Linked DNA regions of Homo sapiens: region 2 is linked to region 1. The links are chromatin loops, found by intact Hi-C in ENCODE. Cell type or tissue: ascending aorta. All regions are shown on one strand. Each heading gives the region's core, and the rest is flanking DNA. Links, peaks and the distances in the headings are about the cores only.

Region 1 (5,650 bases), core at 460-5,459:
CCCCTGGGGTAGGAGATTGTGACATTTCCTATTGGAGCTTCGTTTGACTTTTGCAGACAGAAACACATCACGACTCCTGAAGGAATGCCGATCATCAGAGCAGACTGCATGCATGACTCATTCACTCACAGGCTACTACTGCACCGCAACACTCCCCTGAGCGTGTGTGCAGATTAAAGCGCCCCGAGTGTCAGGAACTGCAACAAAAATGCACCTGAGTGGACACAGCCACAACTTCCTTCTTGTAGATTCTTCTAACTTCAAAATGTATTGCATCATCCTAATGATCAACCTACTTCTAAACGGTTGTCTCAAAGACCTCTATTTTGCATATTAGAGAATTCAAAAGTCCAAAAATGTTACAAGAGGAAAATAAAAGTATGTAATGACAAAAGCGTCCAGTGGCCAAATCTGTGGCTAAAGAACGATTTTATTTTAAAAGAACATACACACTCAACACAACTCACGATTCTCAGGAAAACCCTTATTTTACTTTCTCAGTGCAAGGTCTTTAAGAAGCCAGCATGCACCCGGTTGTACAATCACTGCTATTCCTTGTTCCACAAACAAGAATTCCTTTCCATCACATATTTCTTATGAATCTCAGAACACAATGTTACCTTTAAAATATTTTTAAAGCTTAAAGATTTCATTTAAAGACAAAAGTCAATCCCAAATGACTCCTGAATTCAAAAATATAGTCCATGAAACTTTTTTGTCAGCCCATTCTTCCAAATAAAGTGGAAATTTACATTGTTTTTCCTGTTTCTTTCTTCTCCCTTCTGTACAGGTGGTTATATGCAAACCTATAAGAAAATATATTTCAAAACAACTTGTCCGTATTAATCTTGGATGTAAGTGGCATACCAATATTGTAGAATTATCATGATTAAATATATTTTAGGCTGATGTGGCTGGTCAGTAATGCTCTCATTTACCACCCCACCCTCTTTCCCACACACACACACACACACACACACACACACAAACACACTATGGCTGCCAAGTCATAAATTAAGCAAAGATGCCTTCATCCTTAGGGTGTGTTTGGGTGGTGAGCATATGAGTGGTTTTTTTCTATATATTTTCAATTTTTTAATTAATATATAAAATTTTCTCATGAAAAGTTTTAAACCGGAAACCAGCAGCGCTAAGAAATCTTCTCTGGACAGGTAGCCCAGACACTATTTCAACTTAAAGCCACTTGGATAGATAGAATTTCCAAAGTGATGTTAGGAAAACGTGGCTGGAGGAGAAAACCGATGTACTTGATAGCAAGAAATCGCAAGTTTAAGAATGTGAAGTCCAACAGCCCTCATTCCGTTTTTCTTTGACCCCTCAAAATCGCACCCATCCTATCAAGTAACTTTGCTCCGCTGTCATTGCCTAAAATCTTTGGGAGGGAGGAAGGAAGCAGGCTTGGTACCTTGCAGCAGAGAATGAAATCTACAGTTTACCCTCTCAACCTAATTCCTCTTGCAGATTTCACAAGTGGTGGACACCATCCCCTACATAACACTAACACTTGGCCATACCCATCAGTGCCACCTCCAAGGGACCTAAAGATGCCTGGGGGAAATTACGGAACCCAAATTGAATTAGGACTCCTTGTGTGTGTTACACCACCCCATATGCTGGGTTCACTGGAACAGGGGAGAAAGAGAAGAGGCAAAAGAGGAAAAGTTACTTGCAGACTGGAGTCAGTGTCACGGCCACCGTCGGCGCGGGGCAAACCTCCCCGGCCCCGGCTTTGTCTGCCTGGCGGGGGCTGGCGTCGGGGCGCGACCCGGTCCACGCCGGGCGCCGCGGGGCGAGGGGCGCCGAGGGCGGGCATACGGCGCACACGGCCAGGCAGTGCACACCGCGCCGGGTAGGGCTCCCCCGCGGCAGCGCCGAGAAGGCAACAATGAGCCGGGCGGCCGCTGGGCCCCTTCCCCGCAGCGGCCCCCGCCTCCGCGGCGCCCCCCGCACGGCCCCGCCGCGTGCCCGCCCTGAGCCCCGGCACCTCCCGGGCGCCGCGCGGGGTGACCCGTGGTCCCCGTACGCCCGCTGCCCTCCCGCGCACGGGGACCCCCCACCCGCCCGGCCGCCCGCCCGCCGAGAGGGTCCCCGGAGCCGGGGTCGGGCAGGGCCGCCGCCCGCCTCCCCGCGCCCCTCGTCTTTGTGTGGAAAGTAAGTGCGGGAGGCGAACCTACCTCGGCGCGCGCACAAAGGCGCGCGGCTCCCTCCCAGCTCGCTCCCGGCGCCCGCGGCGGCGCCCAGCGGCCCGACTGCTCGGCGGCGGCCCGAGGCGGCGCGAGGGCGGCTCCGGGGGCGGCGGCCCGGCCCGCAAGCCAGTCCGGCGCAGGGCGGCTCTCGCTCCCCGCGGCCCCGCGCGTCCGAATTAAGCGGCGGGGCGGGGAGGGGCGGGGCGGCAAGGCCACGCCCCCAACGCGCCCCGCCCTGGCAGCCCCGCCCCCGCCTTCCTTCCACGGCTCGCGCGCGTCGGGCGGAGATCCAGAAAGGCCGGGCATCCGCGCCGGGAGGGGCACCAGCCGGGGCTGCAGCGCTCGGCCTCCGGGACTCGGTGGGAGCGAGGGCTGGAGGGAAAGCGCGGCGGCCCCGGATGACCGGGAAAGTGGGAAGGCGGCCGCGTGGGTCACAGCCACAAAGCTCCGGGGCGCTCACTCTCCTTTTTTCTCACTCCCTCGTTCCCTCGCTCTCTCCCTCTACCTCTCTGTCTCTCTCACACACACATTCTCTCTTCTTTTATCTCTTTCTCTCTCCCTTAATCTCTTTCTCTCTCATTGTCTCTCTTTCTCTCATTCTCTCCCTCATTCTCATTCTCTTTCATTCTTTCTCTCTCCTCTGTCTCATTCTTTCATTCTCTTTCTCTCTCTGTGCTCACCCCCATCTCTCTCTCTTATTCTGTCTCACACACAAAGTACCCAAGAGCGTCTCGCTCCTGGGTGTCCGGGCTCCGTCTCCCCGGCAAGTCTGCGATGCTAAGAGGCCGTCCCCATAGAAATCCTGCCAGTTCCTCTTGGAAGAAAACGCAGACAGAATCAGGGAGGAAAAGGAGACATTTGTTGTAATTGTACAAATTTACGGTCAAGCCAGGACCCAAAACCCGGTGACCTGGAGATTCACCCATTTTCCTCCCCTCCCTTCATCAAAGGGTAATTGGAAATTTAAATATGCAAGAAAGAAAGGGTTTATTCCGCCTCTTTGCTCTCTGATCTCCTTTTCTTCAGCTCTCTTACAAGTGCTTTTCTGGCCAACCCTAAGGCTCTGAGATTACAATCTACTTGAATCACAGCAGGTACAAAATCAGGGACTGAAACAGTTATCGGTTTCAGCGTAGCAAAAAGGACAACAGGTTCGTGGATTTTAGATCAAAAGCTTTTTAACTGTCTTGGCAACAGATGACTAAGGGCTTATTTATGGGGAAATTTTTCTGACTAAGACAGTTTGGGTCATAGTCATACTGAAAAGTCACATCAGTTACGGATTTTGGTAAACAAATTACTTATTCCAAAGATACCTATCACACACCATGCTCTAAGCCACAGCCTGCCAGCCAAGTAAGGGTCTGGCCATCCCTGGGTCCCTGGAACCCACTGAGGGGTGGAATCCCTGCCAGAGAACTTAAAGAAACTCCTTCCCAGCTGAGGAAGCTGAATTCCATGAACTTTATACATGGTGTTTCCTATGATTCTTCCTTCTCTCTCGTCCTTGAGTTGTGTTTCTGTTCTTAACAATGGCTCCACCAGTCACCAAACCAAAACCTAGGATCCAGCCTAAACTCTCTCCCTCCCCACATTGGCATCAACTCCAAGGTTTGTGCAGTGTGCACAATTCCTGGCTATCTCCCTCCCCCTCTGCTGGCACCGCCACTGTTGCCTTTGGGCTCAGTCACAATATGGTGGCAGGGGTTTCCTAACTGGCCCCAGCCTCTGGTCTAACACATGCTTTTCCTCTCAACTTTCTGGGGTGCAAGTGAACTTTCCAGGTGCAAGATGCTCAGTTTCCTCCTCTGCTTGAAACACTTTAGTGGATGCCTGCTTCCTGCTACATGATCAAGTCGAAGCTCCCCAGCAAACATCCAAGGCTCCACTCAGCCAGAGTGCCGTATTTGCTAAGTGGCCCTGCTCTGTGATGAAGACTGGATGAAATAATGAATATATGGCCTTGTCATGCTCTTCCACGGGCTTCCCCTCTGCCTAGCAGACCTTCACCAATCCCCAAGAGCTCCTCTCCTCTCTGAGAATCAGTCTTCTCTGGAAACCCTTTCCTGACCTGCTCACACTAAATGGATCTTTTCTGCCCCTCCCATACCCGACATGGTATTGGCGTTATTGCACTGTATCGTAAATATGTGCCTCTGTGAGCCCAGAGTTGATGCTTGACATATATACATATCTTTATACCCTCTTGCCTAATGTAATATCTGGCATATGGGAAGTGTTATGGACTAAACTGTGTACCACATACCCCTATAATTCATATGTTGAAGCCCTAACCTCCAATGTGACTGTATTTGGAGACAGGACCTATAGGGAGGTAATTAAGGTTAAACAAGGTCATAAGGGTGGGACCCTAAGCTCATAGGTCTGGTGGCCTTATATAAGGAGGCAGAGACACCAGATCCCTCCTTCCTTCTCTCTTCCTCTCTCCCTCCCTCCTTCCCCTCTGTCCCTTTCCCCACTCTCTCTTTCTCTGCCCAAACACAGAGAAGAGGCCACATGAAGACACAATGAAAAGGCCGCCAACTGCAAGCCAGAAAGAGAGGCCTCACCAGAAACCAACCCTACTGCCATCTTGATCTTGGACTTCCAGCCTTCAGAACTGTGGGAAAATGAAATGTCTTGTTTAAGCCACTCAGTCTAGGGTATTCTGTTACAGCAGCCCCATCAGATGAATAGAAAAAGCATGCACTGGATTCGAGATTCTAACCAAAGATGCATTGGATTCAAGATTCTAAATCCCATCCCAGCAGTGAGCCTGACTTCTCCATACAAAGTAGCCTGGACAAACATCTGTGATGCAAGGCCACAGGCAGAGTGTGTGAATGTGATAAGTGACCACGGTCTTTTCCCTGCCCCGTGAGAGAAATAGAAACAAAGGCTCGTTCCATACTCTGGGGTATAAATGCCTACAGGCTCAAAGTCACGATGCTACCTTTTGCACCAGGTACCATAATTTCTTTTAAACCAAAAACAAATAAGAGCAAATATTTACTTTGAATTTATTAATTCAAATAAAAGACAGGAGGCCAGTATCAATATATTAAATCTGCTCTTTTAGGCTGAATATCTCACATCCCTAGGGAATCTTAGTGGGATTTTAATTCAGGTAAGATCAAGTATCCAATTTGGTTTGGGACCCCTGGAGCCACTGTGGGGGGATCCCAGGAAATAAAAACTCAAAGGTTATGAGCTATGGTGATATTTCCATTTGTATCCATACCATCCACCACAGTGTCTGCAACATATCACTCTGTGGGTGATAGATGCTTGTTGAATGAATAAGCCTCGTACTTCCCAGGGTTATAACAGGCAACACCAGACCCTCAGCCCGAGTCTGATATACTGTAGATTTCACATTCTGAATGTAGACAGGACTCTGGAAAAAGTCAAGGGAACTAGTGGCCTAAATAGCCTGCTGGGCT
Region 2 (5,650 bases), core at 254-5,253, 130 kb after region 1:
TAACTGCATAAACCCTTTGGAAGTATTTTCAACAAATGTCCTTGAAAAGAGTTTCTGGGCACCTGGTATTTAGAGAGGACTTTGAGAGGAGAACAGGTACCGAAGCAACGTGTTCAACTCTTGAGCCACTGAATTAATACATGGGCTGCCAAACACACCTACATAAACTTGGGACTAGATTTGTTCAAGCTTGCACATTTGGACTTCCTTTAAAAAAAAATATATACAACTTCTTGTTCTGAAAACAATGCCAATCAATTTGTAATGAGATTACAATGTTACGATAACAAGGGTAATAAATGTCCTGCCACACATTGAATCAAAGATCCATTGCATCATGGCTTAATAAGCCACTGGGGGAAAATTGCCTGGTTTCCATGATAATGAGTGGTGCTCTCATCCACACCAGAACTGTCCCGCACCAACTGCAGCCCAATTATATTGCCCTTACATTGGCCCATCCTGACCTATAGGGAGTTGGAAGCATTTACTAAATCAAGCTTGTCCAACCTGCAGCCCACAGACCACATGTGGTCCAGGGCGGCTTTGAAGGTGGCACAACACAAATTCATAAACTTTCCTAAACATAATGAAATCTTTTTGTGAGGTTTTTTTTTTTTTTTTAGCTCATCAGCTATCGTTAGTGTTAGTGTATTTTATGTGTGGCCCAAGATAATTCCTTTTCTTCTAATGTGGCCCGGGGAAGCCAAAAGATTGGACACCTTTGAATTGTACCAGTGATTACTAAGAATGAGCAGGACCTGTGCTCCAGAACTTAGGGCACACCTCCATTGCTCAAGCGGAGTGACAATTTGGGTCTATAAATGTTCCACTGATCCTGGCATTACTTTACAGCTTTGTGCTTTTATTTATTTATTTATTGAGATGGAGTCTTGCTCAGTCACCCAGGCTGGAGTGCAGTGGCGCGATCTTGGCTCACTGAGCTTTGTGCTTTTAAATAGTTCATTTGTCAAGTACCTTGGTAGTGAAATGCAGTGGACACAGTTGTATAAATCCCCTGAAGAAAACAAATTGATATACGCAATCTCCTCCCCTGGCACATAGAGGCCCATCTGTTCCAGCCGAATCTGCCAAGTCAGCAGAGTGAGTCTCGAGCCAGCCTGCATCAGCTGCCACACTTGCAGGTGTCCAGCAAGATGTCATCCACCTGCTGTCTCCAGGCTTCTCTTGCAAAACTAGGTCATAATTCGGTGTCCATTCTGAGGTCCTGTCCATTCCAGCGGATAAAATAAGCAGAATTTATTCCTCAAGAGCCAACGGCCTTTTGTGATAGGATAGATCAAGCATGTCCAACCCATGGCCTATAGGCCACATGGGGCCTGGGACAGCTTTCAAGGCAGCCCAACACAAATTCATAAACTTTCTTAAAACATTATGAGATTTTTTGCAATTTTTTTTTTTAGCCCATCAGCTATCATTCATGTTAGTGAATCTTATGTGTGGCCCAAGACAATTCTTCTCTCAATGTGGCCCCAGGAAGCCAAAAGATTGGACACCTGTGGTAGATACTCATCTGTTGGAGCTATTTTGGGGTGGGCCTTTGCTGAAAGTCAATTGGTGGCCTCCAAGATGATTCCTCAGGATGTCTGTCTGCCCAGTAGAGGAGACGGCACTTCGGTTTCAGGTCCATTTTGGTGAAATGCATCATTAACAGATAAGCAAGAACATTTAGGACAAAAGATAGCGTGCTTTAGAATGACTCTAGGAAAAATTCTCCAATTGCAAGGGGATAAAGCATTGGCCTGCACTGTTCAGGAAGAATGGGAAAACTCCTTTTCATAGAATTTAAAGCAGAAGAGTAGCTGGAGTTCTGCCAGTCCTCTCTGAGCCAGGGCATACACTGGAAAGCCTTTCATAGTCAACTCCCAGGGATCTGCGATTGTCCAGCTTTACTGAGTGGGGTCTACACTCCGTCTCTAGGAAATGTAGCCATGGTCACACCTAAGATTTGGGGTTAGCATGACTACATTTCCTAGTGACATTACTATATCTCTACAGTACTAAAATGTCCCAAAGGGCTATTATGTATCTATTATGTTTTATTATTACAAGAAACCTAAGAGGAAGGTAGGGAATGATTATAGGTTAAATGCAATAAAATATCATGAGAGATTTTATGTATGGTGCCTGGGAAAAGGGAAAAGGGAAAAGAAGAGGGGGAGCGAGCAGATAACAAAGATGGAAGTCCTAAAAGATGGCAGTCCCCCTGTGTGGCAAAGTCTCTAAAACAGCATGTACCTCCAGAATATATTATGGTAGCCAGCCTTAAACTGGACAAGCTGAAAGGGAACTGAGAGATCTCCAGTTTGTTCTCTAGTTTTCAAGACACAAGTCCATAGACAGGAAGTCATTAGGTCAAAGTCACAAGTCAGGAGACAGGCAGAGCTGAAGAAAAACACAGGTAGAATCCAAAATTCATATTCTACTGGGTTGCTTATGAAAGTTAAAAGACACAATATGTTAACATCAACTTGTCAGCCTATTTATAGCAGACCTCTGGTGATTTGAGTAGTTCGCCTCAATCTAAGGGACAAGCCAAACTGTTTGGGATGGCTTTCTTATAGACTCATAATTAAGACTCTATCCTTAGTGTACTCTTCAGCCTATTGCACTAAAGTGAATACTACTTTATGTAAGAACAGTAAGTCCATTACCAAAAAATAAAAACAAGAAAAACACATTATCACTCAATCTCCTTCATTGGTCCTATAAATCAATGCTATTTTCTGAGTCCAAGATCCATGAAAAACCTTCACTAAGTATAAACATCATAAATCATTAACTGATCATTTCCAAAAAGTGACTTTAACTCTGGCCAGGGGTAAATATTCCTGGGATTTATGTCCAATCACAAGCAAGCAGTATTATTTCAGCACATTCGACAGTAGAATTTTGAAAGGGTCATCTAAAAATAGATTCTCAATGACTGCAATGTGAAATCATGCAAACAGAACAGCAGTTGAATGTTGTGGTTTAGAGCTGCAGAGAGACCCACTGAAGCCTTGATAATGTTGTCCCCCAGCACTCAGATAGGAAGCCGACACCAGGCGGCCTTGTTGGCAGTCTGGGGAAAGGCCACACAGCAGACCTCACTGCCTGAGGAAGGCGGGGAGTATGAAGGCTTGAGAGCCCAGAGACAGACAAGGAAAAGGGAAGGAGAAATGAAGGAAGCAAAAACAAGGGAGCTAAGAGGATTTCTCGGAGCACCACCAAGCCAGAGATCTTGTCAGCGCTCTGAGAAAAAGCAGAGAGATTCCATTCATCTCTGCCTTACAGTGGGCTCTTTTGTTAGGCTTGTAGGGCTTCTCTTTTATTCATATATTACAGAGGGGGAGTTGGGATGATATGGGGAGAAAAAGGAGGTGAGAGAGAAAGAGAGGAGTGGAGAGGGGAGAAGAAGGGAAAAAAGCATTTCCTCTCCATAGAAAAAACATTTTAGGCCAGGTGCAGTGACTCATGGGAGCACTTCAGAACGTCGAGGTGGGCGGATTGCCTGAGCTCAGGAGTTGGGGACCAGCCTGGGCAACACAGTGAGACCCCGTCTCTACTAAAAATACAAAAAATGAGCCGGGCGTGGTGACAGGCACCTGTAACCCTGGCTACTTGGGAGGCTGAGGCAGAAGAATTGCTTGAACCTGGGAGAAGGAGGTTGCAGTGAGCTGGGATCATGCCACCACACTCCAGCCTGGGTGACAGAGAGAGACTCGGCCTCCAAAACAAACAAACAAACAAACAAACAAAAAAGCAAGCATTTTATTTTCACAGGGAAATGACCTAAGAAAAACTTACCTTCCCCAATCGAGAGGTTTCCCTGAAAACGTTTCCCAGGCTTCCCTGGCCCATGCAGTGCTGTGCGTGCACGCTTTCTCTCTCTCTCTCTCTCTCTCTCTCTCTCTCTCCTTCGTTGGCTAAACTTGTACCAGCCACAAGCACTGTGCCTCAGTTCATTTATTTTTTTTTCCATCTGCAAATGCAGTTCATCCCCCTGACTGGTGACGATGTTATACAATGTGCTGAAAATCTTGGAACAACATGTATTCATGGATAAAAACTCGGTCTCTAGGCGTTTCATTCCCCCGACACAGCAGCCGCTAATGCCACCACTCTAGAGTGTTTCCCATGTGCCAGCACTGTGAGGACCAATTTACACACACGGTCTCATTGGAATTTACTATATTTACACGTACAAATGTACAGCAGCCAGGGAGGAAGATTTCCCCATTCTGCAGCAAAGGAAGCTTAAATTCCAAAAAGCTAAGTGACTTGCCCAACATCCCAAAGGTAATAAATGACTGGATTGGAATCCAAATCCGCATGTGACACCAGGGTGCAGGTTATCTTAGTCTTAAATGAGATAAGATGAAGCTCTCAGAATAGCAAATCTGTTACGAGTGGGAGTTAGGGAAAAGATAAGGCGTAGTTCAGAGAAAACGAGGCACTATCTAGGTCACCACTGAGCTCACCCACTTATCTAGAGAATCAGTTATTGACTAGAAAGTGGTGTAACTGATAGTTGTCTTGAGTTGCAGGCCAGGCTTCCTCCTGACCACAGTCTAGGCCCTGAACCTCCTTAGGGCTCTTTAAATCTTAGCTCTAAAATGAGATGGTCTCTCAGGACCCTTTCAACTCCAAAAGATTCCCTTAGGATTCCCAGCAGTAACCTATTTCTGGGTATCCTGAAGCGTGTCACACGCCACCTAAAAAAGGAGGTTAGAGGAGTGAATGCAAAATGAGGTCAACAGCACCTGCGGGACTACCTGTAGGCCTCGGGAAGGTAAGGAATCCAGACATTACCCCTGACACATGGATTGGGCCCTGGCCTCAGGAAGGTAAGGAATTCGGACATTACCCCAACACATGGATCGGGCCCATTGGGTTAGTGTGCTAAGTTTCCATTGATTATATTGTAACACTAGTTGCCGTCTGTTCTGGACATTGTTGCTGTGTAACAAGCAACCCCCAAACCAGCAGTTTAAGGCAATGAATTTATTTTGCTCACAACTTTGTGGGTCAGGAATTTGGAAAGGACTCAGCTGGGCTGTCTGACTCTCATGCATGTGCATCAGCTGGGGTGACTTGGGTTGAAGGGGACCCTTTCACCATGGCTTCCTCCTCCACATACCTGGAGCCTTATGGTTTACACTTTTCCCAGCTTGGTGGTCTCAGGATATTCATACTTCTAACATGGCAAGTGGCTTCTAAAAGGTGAAGGTAAAAGCTGCCGGTCCTCTAAAGGGTAGGTCCAGAAGTAGAACAACGTTCATCATACACATCCCATTACGTAAAGTGATCACAGGGTGGCCCAGATTCAAAAGGAGGAGAAGCAGCCTCCATCGCTCCATGACGGGAGTGCTAATCTGCCACGGTGTCCCACCTTGGGATCTGACCAGGAAGGCCCCAGCCAACTGCTGGATTTGGAGAAATTGGAATGATCCAGAAATGGGAAATTGGACTGATACATAGAACTATACCCACTCAATGAGTAGGGCAGGCGCTGGGGACAGACTCCACAGTTGTAGGTGGAGGACAAGGTATTTTTACCTGCCAGGCATCCATGATCCATCCAGCTTTCTTCTGATAACAGCACGTTGGGGAAACTTACTGCCTCAGCTCTCCATCCATGGGATTT

The links. Hi-C counts contacts between places; a loop is a spot of excess contacts. Peaks named below come from ENCODE experiments on the same cell type or tissue, not always from the same donor. Only the 100,000 strongest peaks of a DNase experiment are listed, where the experiment ranks them.
Region 2: a loop joins it to region 1, with 2.5 times the contacts of the local background. A loop is called at or near these places in 7 of 110 quality-filtered maps.

Annotation. Positions count from the first base shown.
Region 1 is chr10:14,602,045-14,607,694 of GRCh38, forward strand. The region is part of intron 2 of FAM107B (family with sequence similarity 107 member B); the gene reads right to left. Among named protein-coding and RNA genes, the nearest start is that of MIR1265, 170 kb to the left of the region's middle. RefSeq lists an enhancer at 1-95 and silencers at 1,765-1,984, 2,215-2,714. In ascending aorta, for the core only: no CTCF peak of the experiment used is centred there; a DNase peak (open chromatin) is centred at 2,437; H3K4me3 peaks cover 2,949 bases; H3K27ac peaks cover 1,240 bases.
Region 2 is chr10:14,733,881-14,739,530 of GRCh38, forward strand. The region is part of intron 1 of FAM107B (family with sequence similarity 107 member B); the gene reads right to left. Among named protein-coding and RNA genes, the nearest start is that of FAM107B, 38 kb to the right of the region's middle. RefSeq lists an enhancer at 3,932-4,453. In ascending aorta, for the core only: no CTCF peak of the experiment used is centred there; a DNase peak (open chromatin) is centred at 3,075; H3K27ac peaks cover 3,626 bases.